2 separate regions of the Homo sapiens genome follow, and region 2 is linked to region 1. A link is a loop called in an ENCODE intact Hi-C map of the cell type or tissue named here. Cell type or tissue: K562. All regions are shown on one strand. Links, peaks and the distances in the headings refer to the core of each region. The heading gives the core; the rest is flanking DNA.

What was found. Peaks named below come from ENCODE experiments on the same cell type or tissue, not always from the same donor. Only the 100,000 strongest peaks of a DNase experiment are listed, where the experiment ranks them.
Region 2: a loop joins it to region 1, with 2.7 times the contacts of the local background. A loop is called at or near these places in 1 of 110 quality-filtered maps.

What each region holds. Positions count from the first base shown.
Region 1 is chr6:20,836,528-20,843,090 of GRCh38, reverse strand. The region is part of intron 8 of CDKAL1 (CDKAL1 threonylcarbamoyladenosine tRNA methylthiotransferase); the gene reads right to left. Among named protein-coding and RNA genes, the nearest start is that of CDKAL1, 310 kb to the right of the region's middle. In K562, for the core only: a CTCF peak has its summit at 3,282; no DNase peak of the experiment used is centred there.
Region 2 is chr6:20,572,189-20,578,751 of GRCh38, reverse strand. All of the region lies in intron 4 of CDKAL1 (CDKAL1 threonylcarbamoyladenosine tRNA methylthiotransferase), which reads right to left. LOC124901273 (a long non-coding RNA gene) reads right to left here and starts at 4,948. Exons shown (of 2, transcript XR_007059491.1): 1 at 4,739-4,948; 2 at 2,242-2,373. In K562, for the core only: no CTCF peak of the experiment used is centred there; a DNase peak (open chromatin) is centred at 3,361.

The DNA of each region.
Region 1 (6,563 bases), core at 1,973-4,472:
AACTGTGGAAACCAAATCACATTTTCCTACTGTTTCACTTAATAAAGATGGAAATGTATTCCCCACGGAAAATCACTCATGAAACTGTACCAAAAAGTTTAAATAAACAAAGTGATATTCTGAAACATTTATAATGCTCAAAATAAGCAACTAAGAATATTACATGAAGAATTCAAAAAACTCTGTGTTAAATTGTTCCCTTGGGGTTAATTATAGTTGTTGACATGATAATTTTTTGATTTTTTGTTTGTTTGTTTTTGAGACGGAGTTTCGTTCCTGTTGCCCAGACTGAAGTGCAATGTCGTGATCTCGGCTCACTGCAACCTCTGCCTCCCGGGTTCAAGCGATTCTCCTGCCTCAGGCTCCCGAGTAGCTGGGACTACAGGTACCTGCCACTACGCCTGGCTAATTTTGTATTTTTAGTAGAGACAGGGTTTCTCCATGTTGGTCAGGCTGGTCTCGAACTCCCAGCCTCAGGTGATCCACCCGCCTTGGCCTCCCAAAGTGCTGGGATTACAGGCGTGAGCCACCACACCCAGCCAACATGATAGTTTTGAAGTTCTAAACTCTTTATTGTATAAGACGGGTTCATCCTATCCACAGTTATCAAAATAATACTGTATATTATCTTAAGAAAGTAAAAATTTCTTAAGAGCACATTTTTTTGACTGCTTGTATGTTTATTTTTAATTTTTGTGGGTACATAGTAAGTGTATATATTTATAGGGTACAAGAGTACGTTTCTTTAAACTTGCTATAACAGTACCAACTCAAGCATCTAATTTGCTATTGTCTTAGCTTTAAAAAGAAGAGATTTGTTATAATACACAGAAAAAAGCCATGCAGTGTAAAATCAGAAAAGAAAGAATAAGCATTTTGATGCTATTTGGTTGAAAAACAGTTTTTCTAATCACCAAGAATTATGTTGACCAATCATTTCAACATAAGAAGCTTCCTATAAAATAAAGAAATTCACAATAGAAACCTTTAGAAGATAGTTTCAGTTATCTGTAAACAATTAAATAATTGTCTAGGAGAAAGAACACTGAGCCAGTTTCTTCAACTGTCAGAAAACAAAAGATCTTTGAAGGTTGACTGCAGAAAGCCAAAACCAAAATGAGATGGCTGTTGAACTACAAGGAAGATGCAAAATCCAAATAGGCCTAGACTGTCCTGATGCAAGGATAAAGCTAGCACACAATACCTACTAATCTTTGCACAGGTTGTTACATGGCCAGAGACCAAGAATGACTAAAACCCTCAAAAGCAGAGAGAGCTTAAGTATTTAATCTGGCAGTATAACCCAGGAGAGTTTTATTTTTTATTATTTTTATTTTTGTAAAAAAGGTTTTTTTTGTAAAGACAGGGTCTCACTATGTTACCCAGGCTGGGTCCCTCAAGTTATCCTCCTGTCTCAGCCTCCCAAAGGGTTGGGATGACAGGCGTGAGCCATCACGCCCAGTTCAACCCTGAAGTCTTAAGAAACACCTATGGTAGAATATTTTTAAATTACATAGACTAAACAAATGAAATAACAATGAATTTTCACAAATTAAAATACTTCAAAGGGTGTAAACACATAATGGTCAACTTAATATCCAAACCACATAAAGCAAGTGAAAACTAAAAGTTTTAACATACCTATTCTTTTTTTGTAAAGAGCATCTTTAGATATTACAAGTTCTGAAATAATTTAAAAATCAGAGTTATACTCTTAAAAAGTCACTCATACTGGTATCTTTTTTTAATGGGGGAAAAAAGGTGACTAATGTGACACAGTCTTCTGGTTTTCTCTGCTTCAGGTCAAAGATAACCTGAATATGCAAAAACCATTTGGACTCAAGCATTAATACTCACAGCCTCCACTTTCCATTCCACTCACATAATTTAATCATGATTTGTTTTTCATAAATTGATAGAGTATGATCTTTCTCAAAGCTTCAAATGTTACAAAATGGCCAGGCATGGTGGCTCACGCCTGTGATCCTAGCACTTTGGGAGGCTGAGGCAAGAGGGTTGCTTGAGCTCAGGAATTCGAGACCAGCCTGAGCAACATAGTGAGACCTTGTCTCCACAAAAACAAAAAACCAATGTTACAAAATAATAAGCCCTTAACAAGAACTAAATCTTGGAAAAGCCATACTGTGGTCTAGCCACATTCTTCCAAACTGAAACACCATCAAGTGAAGAAAAAACAAAAACCCAAGAAACCAAAAGTTCACACAATGTAGGCTGTGCCAGACTTCATTGTTAAATATAGCCTACTGTGAGCCCTCATCTTGGTTTAACTGTTTTTCCAGGAAAATTACTTTTTGATCTTTCAAACGAATACAGGAGATACTCATACCAACAGAATCTGATAAGATCTTCAAATGATAACATAATACCTGTTTGTCAAGATCAAAATTCTCAACAAGCAATGGAAAAATGACATAGTTGAAAAATTAGCTGAATATACTTCCAAAACCCTACCTTCTTTAAGCTTCCTGTGCCCAAAACTCCTCTTGCCTAAAATGAAATCCCTCCACTTGGGTGACTGACTCAATCGTCTCTCCTGTCTCTATCTTCAATTGTGAACTTTCGGAGTTAGTTTCCCCTGCATTAAAATATGTGTACTAAATTGAAACACAATTGCAGCTGTATTTGCTCTTACTCTATTCCCATCAGCTACATCCTTTGCTCCAAAATGTTGTTCCAGCATATTTTAACTCTGTACCTTTTTTTGTTATTCACTTTACTTGAAAGAATTATACTTATCACCTCTCAATCCCTGTAAAAAATCATCACAATCTTTAAAATAGTTTGAGGGGAGAAGTGGCCAGTGATAGTAAAAGACAGCTGCCAAATGCTTGCCAGAAACTCAGTTATGCATTTTACATTAATTGTTTCATTTACCCTCACAGCAATCTTGATATAAGCATTATTATTCTTCCGTAGAGGAAACTGAGGCTCAAAAAGATCAAGAAACTTGCTCAAAGTTATACAGCCAGCCAAGTCAAAGATCCTTCCAATTGCATTTGAATTTCCTTTATCACCAATTGTACTCTGTACTTCTCTTAAGAAACACTGACTTATTCTGTGTAAGAATACATGATTAGTTGCATGCTTATCTCAATATTCTTAAGGAACAGGTATTATCTTCCTTATTTACTATCTGCTATAGCATTTAACACAGTGACTTGTATACTATTAGAATAACAATAAATACACAAATCTCTTGGTGATTTCATAATGGACAGACCAGTTGACAAGCCAATACTGGGCTACACAGCTAGGAGGAGTGCTAGGCAGAAAGGTATCCAGTAAAATACAATGAAGCAGGGAAATGGAAGTCAGGAATCGAGAAGGTACAGAGCAATAATGCAGATCTTGCCAGACAAAGGATCAACAATCTTGTCTTAGAGGTCAGGAAGCTGGGAACAGGAAAGTAAAGCTTGGAGACGAGAGCTGTAAGACAAGGGACCCTACACAGGGTATAAACACACTACAATCTGTACACCATTCCAAGCAGACTATGCAACAAGAGAAATAAAGGGCCTGATAGTCTATCAAAGACCATCCATTTTCAATAGTAACTATTTTTCCAGTTTCTATCAGTAGTTTCCGATGCTGGGATGTCACAGAGCAACACACTTAAAATGCACACACACATAACTGGACATCAAATAGGCTACCGATTTGTTATTTTGCCAAGATAGGACAAAAAAAGTTAAACTATCTTGTACTATCATTACTGTTTTTCAAAAAATAGCACATTTTAAACAACAAAACAGGAGGAATGTCATAATGAAGGCTCACAAATGTAGCTTCATAAAAATCTCATTATATTTTCCTTATATTTCTCATTTTATCACAGGCCAGCAAAAAAATCCATCGAGTTCTACAGAAACTGTTGCTGTAGGTGATTCTTTAACATCTTCCTAAGTTTTCCTTACATTTCTATATTGATCTTTAGAATTAAAGATGTACAGGGGGAAAAAAAAAGCAAGAAAATGGCCTCTTTTAACTGAATATTGGTTTGAATCAGCTAATATGTCAATTGACACACAATATGTAGAATAAATATAATTAATAAGTAGCAGTGATCATTCCAGTTAGAATTTTTTTTTTTTTTTTGAGATGGAGTCTCGCTCTGTCTCCCAGGCTGGTGTGCAGTGGTGTGATCTGGGCTCACTGCAAGCTCCGCCTCCCAGGTTCACACCATTCTCCTGCCTCAGCCTCCCAAGTAGCTGGGACTACAGGCACCCGCCACCACACCTGGCTAATTTTTTTGTATTTTTAATAGAGACGGGGTTTCACCGTGTTAGCCAGGATGGTCTCGATCTCCTGACCTCAGCTGATCTGCCCACCTCAGCCTTCCAAAGTGCTGGGATTACAGGCGTGAACCACTGCACCCGGGCCTCTCCAGTTGGATTTTCAATGTGTTCTATTTGTAGCTAGCAGCTTACTCCCTGGGAGACAAAGTCCCACACCCTTAATAGCAACAACTGTTTTCTAAATGTGTTTACTAAAATAGCATGGTAAAAGATAATGAAATTCCGTCAACCATAAAGTACATACTTTTCCGAAAATTTTCTTTTGTTCCACCTTCGTTGTTATTTTTAGTTTTATAAAGCAATGACAGCAGACAAAAATTAAGGCTAAGATATTATCTATACTTTCCAAAGACAGCAGTAGAGACAGCTGTAATTGTCAAATAATGTTTGTGACATAGACACCTGGTTGGCCATTCAAGCTGAGACCCAGACAAAGTGACACTGTGCTACAGACTTGAGCTAACTTACGAATGTCCAAGCTGAAAACGAAACAGGAACTGTGAACACAACTATACACTTCCTACCATAGTAGGAGATTTTATTTACATAATATATGTATACATTATACATATAAATAGACATATAATTTATCCTTTAAGAATATAATTCTGCCATGTAAGATATATTCCTAATATACCATAAAGTTTAAAAAGCAGTAACAAATACTGTTTTAAAATTATGTAAAGTAGATGTATACATCTATAAAAATGGATGTATACATATATAAAAGTAGATGTATACATATATACAAGTAGATGTATACATATATAAAAATCATATACATAGAAGTATACACACACACACACACACACACACACACACACACACACACACACAATTTCTTCCCAGCTCCACCCCTAACTGTTCTCTATGTCTGGTTTGTTTGGTTTTGGGGTTGTAGGTTGTTTTTGTTTTTTCTTTTTAGGTACACATACCTGGCCCCCTTATCAGATTTACTGAATTAGAATTTGCAGGAATGAAAACAAGGCATATATATATTTATAAAAAGTATTATTATTATTATTATTATATGCTGAAGTGAAGCCAAATTTATGCTAGTATTAGAAATATTTATTTCTGCAGATTAATAGTTAACACTCGTCTGCTGTTAAACTAAGCAAAACTAAATCTGTACTTTCAGATATTCTAAAGGTCAACTTATGGGAAAGTGGTCTCTAGCAAAGACTTACCTAAGGGTTAATCTGAAAATCTGACTAAGCCACAGGCAAAATATACCAACCAAAAAACCTGAATAATGGACCATAAAATATACTCTAAAAGCAAAGGAGTATTAGTGAACAAAACTATTGTTTTTGTTCTCTCAGTGGTTATGGAGGCTGACGTCTGCTGAGGTGAAATCTCACAGGAAACAGTGGTTGAGGCTAATTCTATAACATGTAACAGGTACCATATTTTGGCGCCTGGGATAAAAGGTATTGTTCTAACATGAGTCAAAACATCCTGGGAAAGAAAAAAAAAATCTTATATTTCAAGGGCATTGAAACTAGAAAGCTAAATTCAGATAAAACTTAAATTTCTAACCTGTGTGGGAAAAAACTTAAATTGTTTGGGTCAAATAATGGTGTGAGCAATCACATAAGGAAGAGAGATGACATGTTTTAAAGTGAAATGAAAAAGTAGTGCCTAAGCATTTATGTAATTACCCACCATTTTAACTTCAACAAATTCTCCAAATTCGAGAGCTAACAATTTTAATCAACATTGTAATAATTTCAGTAAAATTCAACTGCCCATCTTTGACTTGGAGATTACTACCTAACGCAGGGCCAGGACAAAGTAGCATTTACCAGAGAGAGAAAATGAGGGAACTGGTAGGGCCTTAGCACACAGTCCACTGGCTATCAAGGCGACTACCCAAATATCCATGAGAAGAAACCTTTCCCACGCGGACCTCAGCTGCACAGTGGTTTAGTGCCTCTTCTCCTACATACACATTACACCTCTTTTCCTTGACTGATGGATAGAATCCCTATCAATTCAGTGAGAGCTCTTTTCTTTATTGGAACAGGAGAAGGGAATGATAAAAACTACCCCCATTAAATACAAGATGTATTTAAAGGAATGTATATTCCTTTATAAAGAATTGTGCTGTTTTCAGAAACATTTGGATGGAAAAGGGAAAAAATGCATCTCAACAGAGGAAATACGTCAATTTAAGAACTTAAATAAGAACATTAAAGAACAGTATTTCAGAGATGAGCAAGGAATGTGCCAGCTGAGAACTTC
Region 2 (6,563 bases), core at 2,240-4,739, 260 kb after region 1:
TTTCACCGAACATGTCTGCCGTAGAGAATTAAGTAAACAACTAAACAAACAATCACAAAACACAATTAAATAAGATAATGTGTGTAAAGCACTGAGCGTAGGGACTGGCACTCAATATATGTGAGTTGCTGTGGAAGTCTACTAACAATCCTCTTAAAAAAGCACTACTCAATCTCTCAACTTTAAGGTAAAAGTAAATTTGTATTTGATTGCTAGTATACACATTTCTGTTGCTAGAAGCAAATCGAATTTATACATGCAACAACATGGATGAATCCAAAAACAGTATCTTGAATAAAAGAAGCCAGACATAAAAGTACATACTATGAGTCCATTCATATGACTCCCAAGAACAAGTGAAATCAGAATCAGAAAGTGGCTGCTGCAGAGGGGAGGGGAAGGGAAAAGGAGGGTTGATGGGAGAGAGGTAGGAAAAATTTTTCTGGGGTGATGGAAATATCCCCTACCTTGTTTGGGGTAGTGTTTACATAGGTGCATAAATGGGAAAAAAAATTCACTCAACTGAATGCTTAAGATCTATGCATTTTATTGGATATAAATTATACCTGAATTTTTAAAAATTTAAAAAGCAAATGCATCAGTATCGATTTTTTGTAATTTAGAGTAGGAATGTTATACATACTTAGGTGGTTTAGGGGAAGGAAGGTTACAATAACTGCATAAGAAATATGGAGTCAGAGATTTATGACATATAGTCCAGGGAAGACAAATACATGTATTTGTTCTTTTTATTGTAACTACACCTAAGACTAAAACATTTTCCCCATCCATCTTCTTGACATCCATCTCCTATTGTCTCTCTGAGTTCTGATCACTGGCTCATTCTTCCACTCATCTTCCCTAGACTGTAGTCTGCTTATACCATGATACTAATAGAGTTAACAAAAAGAAAGGCTATGAATACCCAATCAAAACAGCAATGTTTTTATTAAATAGACCAGCAGCTGTGTGAGCAGAGACTTGTAAATGCATCTGTTCTACAGGATTTTATGTTTAATTCAATTTGTTCAAATCAGAGCACCAAGGCCCTGTAACTATGGGCTAGACAAGGAAATAGTTTTGCTAAACAGAATCCTACATTAACATGGTATTTTGAGAAAAGAATTGTACCTATTCATTCATTCAGTCATTCACACAACAAGCACTTACTGAGCACCTATTCCATTCTAGCTATTATGTACGGTACTGAAAATACAAAGATGAAGTACAGCCTGGTAGAGGTGACAGACATCTGAACAGATGGTTATAATACACTGGCAGGTTCAATAATACACTTAGGCCTGGGGTAGTACTATGAAAGCACAGAGCAAGGAAAGATTTCTTTTGAAGTCTGAAGCTTTTGTAGAGCAAAAAGGTACAAAGTGAAAATGAAAAATATACTCCCACCTAACCCCCGCCCCCTACATGGAGGGCTGCAGCTATATCAGTAATGTTTCATTTCTAAATCTGAGTAGGTGATATATAACTGGTCCTTATTCTCTTAATCCTTTTCTCTGTCAAATAGTTCATAATAAAATGTGTTAATACTGCCACCAGGTAGTACCTATAGACTCGGAAAGCCTTCCCCACTTACAGCTCTTTCTCTCACAACCGATCGCTTGCGGTCACCAAGGTTAGGTCGCCAACAACGAAGGGAAATGTGGAACAGAGACAGAAGTCCTCTTGTAATAGGAGTGTATGGAGGCCTGAAAAGGCAAAAGGAAATAGCCTACCAAGATTTCAAAATACACTACAAAAAAATTGTTAAATACAAAATGGGTATGGAGAACATATTTCAACCTCATTTTAGACATACACAGTAAAAAATTAAAATATATATATACCTGTGCCATATAGAGAAAATAAACATTATCACAAACAACTAATTCCATTCATTCTGACCACTGTTCTCTCAACAAACATTATTGAACACCTGCTCCACGCCACACACAGAGAAAAGCAAGCTCCTGCCTCCAAGGTGGCTACAGTCAAGTGGGAGGTGTCAGTCCTGTGAGCTGACTCCTAAAGTACAATAGGTAGGTTCTATGATAAGGACTAGCATAGAGTTTGCTACAAGGAACATGGGGAAACAGAAGGCGCTAAGCATTGCAAAATTTACCATCTTCACAGGTCACACAAATAAATGCATTACCCAGGAGTAAAAATGCTACAGAATAAAATGAAATGCTGAAAATGCAGAAGACTTGAAGTTAATAAAATAAGAATTGCTTTACCACAAAATCTCATAAAACTGTTGATTTTTATTATACTTCATACCTGATTTCAAAGAGCATAAAATTTTCAGTAATGATGAAACACCAATTGTTCTCCTATTCCATATCCAGGAGTCACGCCATCTTGCTAACACCTCCTCTTAATGGTTAAAAAGAAAAAGAAAATTGACAAAATTCTGGAACTTGTTTAAAAGATAGGTGTCACTATCATGCTGAAAATATCCTAGCTTAAGCCAAAATGACTGACAGAGACATGTGCTGGGGCCTCCAGGCAAAGGTAGACTTCTCATGACTGGAGTAACTGTGTAACATGTTTACATGTATGACATAACTCAGCTATTTATTCTTCTTTTACAGTTCTCACAGACACTAAATAAGATCTTTAAATCAGAGTTTTGGAATGTTCATTTTTCCATCCTCAAAACACTGTTTAATACAATATAAAAGATAAATTCCTTACATATATATGTCTATAGCTAAGTCAACTTAAGGTACTTTTGAGTCAATTAATTGACTTCCCTCTCCTTGTGATCGTATAGTTATGCTGTAAGAACAATGCTGCTCCTTACACACCTCCTCCTCTTAGCATTTGAGAGTTTAAAGGTAAGGGGCACGACAGATTTGTGATGTTTTGATAGAGTGTGTTGCCATGGAAATGACTGCCTTGTTCCTTACGAAGCATCATGACCTCCTTGCAAATGAAACAGGAAAAGGATGATTTCTGAGGATTCAACTGAAAGAAAAATTAATGGCTAGGGAAAAAAAGATCCAGAAACTAAGCAGACAATGTGAAAAATATTGCAATGTCAAGTGCTATACTGAAATATTTTCGAAGAACTTTTAAAAGCTATGACCTCCAAAATAGAAACCCTGTAATCAAAAAGATATAATATTAATGTGAAGATAAACCATAGAAATAACTTGGACCTGTGGTTTCTGAAAAAATATATTACAACCTCAATTCTGATAGATTATGAGAAAAATCATATGAATTTCTGTGGCTATGTTATAAAATTAAATGGATACTTTTTCCCTTCTAAAAGCAGTTTGCTTTCTTTTTTTTTTTTTTTTTTTTTGTGGTGCCCCTGTTTATACAGCTTATCCCTTATCACACTGACAAGACTGGGAACCACAGCAGATGGTCCCCGCAGACATAATTCTAACAGGTTTTTTGTGCAAACAAAAGATAAAGAAAGCTACAGCAATGATTTACTGATATCTAAAGTTGAAAACTGACAAAACACAAACTGCTTTTTTCTTACTGTTTGAACTGTTTATCCTTTAAACTACTAAATAAGATAGATATGGCCAAAATTAAATATGGTTTAAAAACTACAAAACCAAATACTCCAATCTTAACAGCCATTAAGTTCTGTCTTTGAGTTACCTAAATGTCCTAACTTTATTTTTTTTTAATTTTCACCATTGCCTTTGTCCCAGCAAAAGAAAGGATTTATAAATTTCTGCTTTATAAATCCTATTTAGTTATTATATTGTGAAATAAACTACTCATCTGGATTTTTCTTAAATGAGGAGGATGCATTTGAAATGAAAATTCCAAAATATTTTCCCAAGAAAAACTCACTAAAGAATGAATTAACTGAACTAAATCTGGAATCTTAGCTGCAAAGTCTATCCTATTTCAAAATAACCTACCATTTGAACATAACACACCACCAAATGGAAAATGTTCCCAAAATTACTCACCCTTCAAGATTAAAGAGTGTTTTCATACCATAAAACAGAAGCTATTTCATGACAATCTAACTGCAAAGAGAACTGTTTTTATGGTGTACCTGAAAATCCAGCAAGAGCCCCAAACAAAAATATATAATGAAACTGACAAGCATCTGAAATAAACTACCCAGACATCAAGCAAAAATACACCAGACAGACCCACAGGGCTCTTTTAATGTAGGTCATGATTGTCAGACCATAGCAAAAACATGGTGACCCTTGATAAAAATTAACCTTGATTATATGTAATCATGCACATATTTTGCCCTCAGTAAACAGTCCTCTAAAGTAAGTCCAAGGAGTGGATATCACAGTAAACTATGAACTACTTTTCACCAAAGAAAATGTCTGCCCATCATATTTCTATCAGTGGAGGTATAGGGGTACCTTCCATCATAATAGCTCAAGACATAAGGACCCTATACCATCTGAGCTAGGATTACATCCTTTTACTTTCTGAGAGGCTCTGTTTTATTGTGGAAAAATTATAAAAGGAAGCAAATTAAAATCAAATCAGGAATAATAGGCCCCATTATATCATCTATTTTATAGTTTATTTTTGTAGAAATCATTTGCAAAGTCTCTGACTAGGGGAGAGGTCCATATTAAAAAGCTTATTTTCCAATTAATCCAAGCTAATAAAACACTTTATGAAACAATCCATGAGGACAAAAATTCTCCATGCAGAATAATAACGAATATGTTCATATAATATAAACAATTTAGCCACAACTACTTAATTCAGGTAGTGACACCATAATACTAACCATATCAGTGTTGCAAATTTGAACCAGTATGAGCCAGCTAGTTATACTGCCTTCCACAGTCAAAATGCAGATGTTTGATTTTGCTAGCCAGCCATCACACAGGACAACTGAAAAACAGGACCAAGTGGCATACTCTGCTCAAATTAGTGCAAATCCATTACTACTGGAAGAGCAGTGGGTCAAAAAGCTCATCTCTGTACGGCATCCTTATTCAATAGGAACAATAGGTCTTCTCTGTACAATGCTTCCAAATCCAATCTAAAGTCACTGTATGGGTAAAGGACATATTTTTCTGATGTTAAGAACATCCAAAATTCAGAAAATGATAAATATATTAAGCATAATCTAACAGTTGTTATTTGATGTTCTACATCCTAAACCAAATACTATATTTATTTATGAACAGAAAATAAATTCTGTCAAATATAGAAGAAATCTAATTTTGACTTTTACAGTAAAAGTATGGCATCTACTTTAATTCTAAGACAACATATAAATCATCATGCTGATGTATCAGATACAATTTGAAATAAATGCAGCATACTTTCTTTGAACACATATTAGGTTCATTTCCATCTGCCATCTTTTTGGAGCATAAAAAACTCCTTAGCTGAAATATGTTTGCTAATAAATATAACTTGAGGTTTTTGTTGAAATTAAACTGCAAAAGTGTTATGAAAACTGTCATTTGCATACAACTCCAATCACCTACTATTCTCATTATGGTCACTATACTACATATTCTTAATACATAAATAACAAACACTGACCAGCAAGGTAAAATGACAACAACAACATTGAAATCCACAATGGAAATTTCCAATCTGAAAAAACAGATCTCAGATACTTTTTCAAAAAAGGCAAACAGGAAATGTGTAACAATGAGTTGCGCAACATGGTCCTTAAAATCCTGAACTTGCTAAATGTCATCATATTAGAAGGAGACTCTGGCTACAAGCTAATTTAATACTTAAATGTTAATATAATTTCCCCATTACTACATCTGCCATGAATGTTTTCTAACCAATAAAAGCAAGACTAGAAAATGGTATGTATGAGAGAAAAGGAAAATCAGCAATATCCTTGTTACATGTAGTCACAAACATACACTATATCTGGGCCTAGTTTTTTTCTTTTTTTAAACTACTACTATACTTTCAAAAATTGGTGATCATTTGAGCAGAAATAAAGTATGCAATTAGCTTGATTTTTTTTTTCCATCTAAAAATAATATAACTGAAATTAGACTACTATCTTGCCAGGCACATGAAGATTTTTAAGTATAATTTTGCTTAAAATATGCAGAGACTAAATCCTGAAATAAATTAACTTCTTTAGCCTCCACAAAACAAGGAACAAAAACAGCACTGGATAAATCTCGTTATAAGTACTGCAATGTGGACCCAATACATATGATAAATAAAGTATAAGAAAGCACTCAGCATTTCTATGTAAACTGCTTCTGAAGGATTATTATGGAATGCACACACTGGCTGAACTTAAAGTGTTTGGGTTTTAAACATTAATTTACTTTGACTATGTGCATGTCAAAATGAAAGATTGCTGTCTGGATCCAGACATGCCATATTAATATTGAACACAGGCATTCACTTCAGGTCAGTAGTCACTCCAAGTCGACTTCAGCAGGTGGTAAAAGTAATGTACTCATTAAAATGTATGTGTTACAAGGTTATCTCCCCAAAACAGCTCTCAAATACAGGTAGCCTTGAAACTTAAGCATTAGACAGGCTAGAACCAACCTCTAATTGTCACAAGTGTAGAGAAAATTGAACTTACTCTTGCTGCCTAATAACCAATGAATTTA